Regions from separate parts of the Homo sapiens genome. Here region 2 is linked to region 1. The links are chromatin loops, found by intact Hi-C in ENCODE. Cell type or tissue: chondrocyte. All regions are shown on one strand. Each heading gives the region's core, and the rest is flanking DNA. Links, peaks and the distances in the headings are about the cores only. Region 1 has its middle 82 kb from the start of LGALS9. Region 2 has its middle 30 kb from the start of LGALS9.

Region 1 (2,910 bases), core at 255-2,754:
GCAGCTAAATCCACATTCTTTTCATTCAAGGCCAGGGTTCGATCTAACAATAGCATGACATCTCTCCAAGTGAGGTTGAAGGTTTGCCCTAGACCCTGTAGGACATCTATATACCTATCAGGATCATCTGAAAACTTTCCCAGGTCTACCTTGATCTGCTTTAAAACAGAGAGGGATAAGGGGTCATGTACCTGGGTTGGGCCAAATTGCCCTCCCTCTACAGCTTGAAGGGGGCATAACCAATAGCCCAGGGCATTTTGTGGTCCCTTAGAGATTTCTTTGCTTGTTTCCTTCTGGGTGGGGGAGGTTAGAGGAGGCTTATCATTAATAGGAAGGGGAGCTGTAGGGAGGCTAGGATATGGAGGTGAGCTGAAAGGGCCTCTTGTGGAATATAAATTGCAAGCTTTGCATAGTTGTGGATTATCCTTCAATAAAAAGAAAGATTGGACATAAGGTATTTCACTCCATTTGCCTTCCTTCTTACAGAAAAGGTCAAGCTGCAGGATAGCATTGTAACTTATACTTCCCTCAGGTGGTCAGTTTTCCCCATCAGAGAGAGAATACTGGGGCCAGGCCATAGTGCAGAAAAAAATAAGCTGCTTATTTTTCAGGGTTTGCAGGTCAAATAGGTCTAATGGCTTAGGATGCATGTCAAGGGTGAGCTTGTTGATGCTTGAGTATTTCCCATATGAAAGAAAAAGCCACCCACAGTTTTGGTCTTTTTTTTTCCCCACCCAAGAACCCACAATGGTTTCTGGACCCTGCTGTTTGGAACAGTTACACTCACTGAAGCAGCAGCAGAAACACTGCCTTTCCTCTTAGTTCACAAAGAGGACCAAGGAAGGTCAGATTTAGTGGCCCTTACTGATGCATTTTTGAAAACCTGTTAGTTAAAGTCCTTAGCATTTTTCCCTGTTGGTATGGGGACCTTACTCTTGTCTTAAAAAGATGATATGCCTCAAAATTGAGTAGAAGGCCATACCCTGAGGGAGGGAAAGGATCTCCAGGGTTGGAAGAGTGACACATTTTGTCCTCACTTCTCATCATATTAATAGAAAGGATATCCCCCCTATTTTGGAGTCTGTAATTTCTGAGGCTCCCAATATCATAGCTTTGGGAATAGCCTTTGTTAGACCTGCTAGTCTTAGGAGGGATCCTAAAATTCCAGCTAGTACCCCCCTAACAGGGCTTTGGGCAAAAATTATATCTTTCTGATTGGTGAGCCTGGGTGCCTAAAGAAGGGAACAGAGTCCCAAAGTTTATATTAGAAATCATCCTTATAGGAGATACTAGAAGAGCACCAGAGACAAGGAGAGGTTTTTAGAATCAGGACTAGCCTCAGAGAAGAGGTGGGAGGAAGTTTGTCTGACAGGCATTAGGACCCAGGAGGCAAGGGTCAGGATAGATAGTATAGATCGGCAAGTCTCACTCGGCCGATGTAACTATGAGTTCTGCTCATGGCTGAAGGGTCAACCAACTTTTTGTCAGGACCTCAGAGCTGAATGGCTTTCCTCTCTGTTGACCCTTGGCTCAGCCTGGAAGTGCAGGAAAAGTGGAAGCTGGTTCCAGGCAAATCAATGCTCCCAACTCTGAAGAGTCAGGTTTGTTAGAGAGCCTTTTCCCAGAAAGCCTGACACCTGTGTCTTTAGCCTGGTGGCTGTGCTGGTTGCTTTTAACTGGCTGACAGGTGCCTGGTGTTTAGCCCCCAAATTCTAAGGAAAAATAGGACAGAATAGCAAGCAAAAGGGGTCTGATGGTACTCACCATGTGGTGATATCCTGGATGAGCCCCCAAGATGTGTCCAGAGTTGGTTCCTGCCAGTGGGTTCATGGTCTCGCTGACTTCAAGAATGGAGCCACAGACCTTCACGGTGAGTGTTACACCTCTTAAAGATGGCATGGACCCAAGGAGTGAGTGGTAGCAGGGTTTATTGTGAAGAGTGAAAGGAAAAGCTTCCACAGCATGGAAGGGGACCCAAGCAGGTTGCTGCTGCTGGCTTGGGCAGCCAGCTTTTATTCCCTTATTGGCCCCTCCCATGTTTCATTTCTGTCCTATCAAAGTGCCCTTTTCTCATCCTCTCCGTGATTGGCTACTTTTAGAATCCTGCTGATTAGTGGGTTTTACAGAGTGCTGATTGGTGCATTTTACAGAGTGCTGATTGGTGTGTTTTACAGAGCACTGATTGGTGCATTTTACAATCTTCTTGTAAGACAGGAAAGTTCCTGATTGGTGCATTTTACAATCCTCTTGTAAGACAGAAAAGTTCCCCAAGTCCCCACTTGACCCAGGAAGTCCAGTTGGCTTCACCTCTCACTCCTATAGGTCAATTTATAGAAAAAAGCAAAAACCTTAAAAATCTCAATGAGGGCCAGGCATGGTGGCTCACGCCTGTAATCCCTGCACTTTGGGAGGCTGAGGCAGGCAGATTACGAGGTCAGGAGATCAAGACAATCCTGGCTAACACGGTGAGACCATGTCTGTACTAAAAATACAAAAAATTAGCCAGGCATGGTGATGGCTGCCTGTAGTCCCAGCTGCTTGGGAGGCTGAGGCAGGAGAGTGGCATGAACCCAGGAGGCAGAGCTTGCAGTGAGCCAAGGTTGTGCCACTGCACTCCAGCCTGGGCAACAGAGCAAGACTCTGTCTAAAAAAAAAATCAATGAGGTAGGAGTTAAGAACCTCTGTATCAGGTGAAGCGACAGGAATGTCAAGAGGGAGAAGGAAAAGATTTGGTAAAATTCTTGAAGAAAATGAGAATTGCTTGCCAACAGTGTTGGGCAAGCAAAAGGCATCAGGCAAGACTAAGTACTCAGATGAGGTTGAAAATATTTAATAGTTACTTTATTTATTTATTTATTTATTTACTTATTTATTTTGAGATGGAATCTCACTCTGTCACCCAGGCTGGAG
Region 2 (2,910 bases), core at 278-2,777, 52 kb after region 1:
ACTTTGGGATCTGAGCGCCAGCCTTCTAGCCACAAAGGCAGCAAAGGGTCATGAAGAAGGCATCACAGAGGCGATTCCAGGCTGTAGTGGTGAACTCTCCACTCTGCACCCCCAGGTGCTGTGCCCTGTGCCCTGATTAGATAGTCCTGAAGGTTTCTACATGTTTAAGATATCCCCAATGTCAACGATGCTCTCCTGTGGATCCCAAGCTGTGGAGATGTCCTGGGACTTTCCATTTTAGGTTCCTAAATTGAATTTCCCAACACCTAGAAGCAACCCAGCTGCCCTGTATCAGACCAAGGACCTTTATTTGTGATTCAGAAACAGTGGAATAAAAGGAAAGGAAAGAAAACCCCAACAGCCACCTCAGGAGGATGCCCCAAGGGTAGTGCTCTGGTGTCACTGACTCAGACATGTGGGGGCTTCTGCCACCCACGCTCAAGAGCCACTTTGCCGTTTCACCGTCTCTGTGTCCTCCACAGCCCTCAGCAGCATGCACGCCAATAACATGTTCACCACGAGGCTCAAATCTCAGCAGAAGCTACAGAGTCCAACATCCAGGTAAGGGAAAGTGCAGGGCTTCTCGGGTGATGCTCTACTGATTTTATTTTAATGAATGAAAGACCAGAAGAAGTCAGTCTTTGAAGGGAGAGGAGAGGAGCATCTGCTGGCATTAGCAGCCATGCCATCGGTAGGACTGGCTCACCTGGTAACCTGTGGCCACCTGTGCTTTTACATCTACTCTTGGTTAACCACGGGCCACTTTTCCAGCTTGGACTCTAAGCGTCTGTTCCACTTCCTCTCCTTCCTCATTGAACTCTTTCACTAAAAGGAGAGTGCAAGAGAGACTTAAACTGTTTGACTCATTCTTAAGAACTTTCAGGAAAAGTGTTGGCAGGGAAGGAAATTTCCCAGCTCTGGGAAATAAGCCTTGTGGATTATCTGCAGGTTTCATTGATCTGTGCTGTCCTCCCCACATGCATTAAGAAAATTGGCCTTGGTTCTAATAAGAACAGCATTTGTCCTGGTGACAAGGAAAGGTTTCTTCTGATGTCCATTATCTCCAAGAGGGATGCTTTCTCCAGGCAGAGGCTGTGGCCAAGTGCTCGGGGGGCTCAGAGGGCTGCTGGGAAGGGGTGAGCCCCTCTCCTCCCCAGAGGGAAGCTCCCAGGGCCCTCTCAAGCACCCCTGGCTGTGGGGATGCTTCCCAAGCTCAGGGTGGCAGCCCAGGCTTGTGGAACCAGCCAGGTAAGTGAAAGGAGAGTGCATTTCCTGGGGAATCTCTCTTGCCCATCAGGGATCCTTGGAGGAAATCCTGCAACATCACCTGAGGCTTCTTTTTTTATTTTTATTTTTTGAGATGGAGTCTCACTCAGTTGCCTAGGCTGGAGTGCAGTGGCGTGATCTCGGCTTACTGCAACCTCTGCCTCCCGGGCTTAAGCCATTCTCCTGCCTCAGCCTCCCGAGTAGCTGGGATTAGAGGTGCCTGCCACCACGCCCAGCTAATTTTTGTATTTTTAGTAGAGAAGGGCTTTCACCATGTTGGCCAGTCTGGTTTTGAACTCCTGACCTCAGGTGATCCACCCACCTTGGCCTCCCAAAGTGCTAGGATTACAGGCATGAGCCATGGCGCCCGGCCCACCTGAGGCTTCTATTTCCTTACCCAGCCACACCACCATCCTGGTGGAATTCTCTTGTGAGGAGGGCCAAGGCCTGAACTACCTGCCAAGGGAGCACCTTGGGGTTTGCCCAGGCAACCAGCTGGCCCTGGTCCAAGGCATGCTGGAGCGAGTGGTGGATGGCCCCACACCCCACCAGACAGGGCACCTGGAGGCTCTGGATGAGAGCAGTGAGCCCTGGGCCAGGGAGCCAGTGCTGCCTGGCATCCTCTGGCCACCCCATCTGGCTGAGGGGCTGAGCCTGGGCCTGCCAGTGACAGTCATCCCTGTCCTTCCTGCTGAGAGGGTGGGCTGCCAAAATCTTATGTGAAAGCAGCTGTGGAAACAGTCCCAGCCACAGGCATGGCTCCCTGGCCTTAGTTTCCCCAGTGATAATGACACCACCAGTGTATCCCCCTCAATGCAGTGGCCAAAGTCAGAAAGTGGGATCAGCTGAGCGTGGTGGTTCACGCCTGTATTCCCAGTATTTTGGGAAGCCAAAACGGGTGGATCATTTGAGGTCAAGAATTCAAGACCAGCCTGGCCAACATGGTGAAACCCCATCTTTACTAAAAATACAAAATAAATTAGTTGGGCATGGTGGTGCACACCTGTAATCCCAGCCCCTCGGGAGGCTGAGGCACGAGAATCGCTTGAAGCCGGGGAGAGGAGGTTGCAATGAGCTGAGATTGCTCCACTGCACTCCAGCCTGGGTGACAAAGACTCCATCTCAAAAAAAAAAAAAAAAAAGTGGGATCAGAGAGGCAGAGCCTGGCAGTGTCCGCCACCATCTAGGAGAAAGTGAGGACGAGGAGACACATGTCCTTGTGACTGCAGGGTGATGGATGTGGTTCATCAGGACCCTGGTCAGAGGAAATAACGTCATACTCATATTTTTACCTAATATTTAGGGAACATGTTTACCAGGCACAGCACCAACTTTTTTTTTTTGACACAGTCTTACACTGTCGCCCAGGCTGCAGTGCAGTGACATGATCTCGGCTCACTGCAACCTCTGCCTCCCAGATTCAAGTGATTCTCCTGCCTCAGCCTCCCAAGTAGCTGGGATTACAGGTGCCCACTACCACGCCCAGCTAATTTTTGTATTATTAGTAGAGACAGGGTTTCCTATGTTAGCCAGGCTGGTCTTGAATGCCTGACCTCGTGATCCACCCGCCTCAGCCTCCCAAAGTGCTAGGATTACAGGTGTGAGCCACCACACCTGGCCACAGCACCAACTATATGTGCGCAA

Evidence for each region. Peaks named below come from ENCODE experiments on the same cell type or tissue, not always from the same donor. Only the 100,000 strongest peaks of a DNase experiment are listed, where the experiment ranks them.
Region 2: it touches region 1 in a loop (6-fold over the local background); 4 of 110 quality-filtered maps call a loop at or near these places.

The regions. Positions count from the first base shown.
Region 1 is chr17:27,711,315-27,714,224 of GRCh38, reverse strand. No RefSeq gene overlaps it. Among named protein-coding and RNA genes, the nearest start is that of LGALS9, 82 kb to the right of the region's middle. In chondrocyte, for the core only: no CTCF peak of the experiment used is centred there; no DNase peak of the experiment used is centred there.
Region 2 is chr17:27,659,486-27,662,395 of GRCh38, reverse strand. It overlaps the pseudogene NOS2P1. Among named protein-coding and RNA genes, the nearest start is that of LGALS9, 30 kb to the right of the region's middle. In chondrocyte, for the core only: no CTCF peak of the experiment used is centred there; a DNase peak (open chromatin) is centred at 1,805.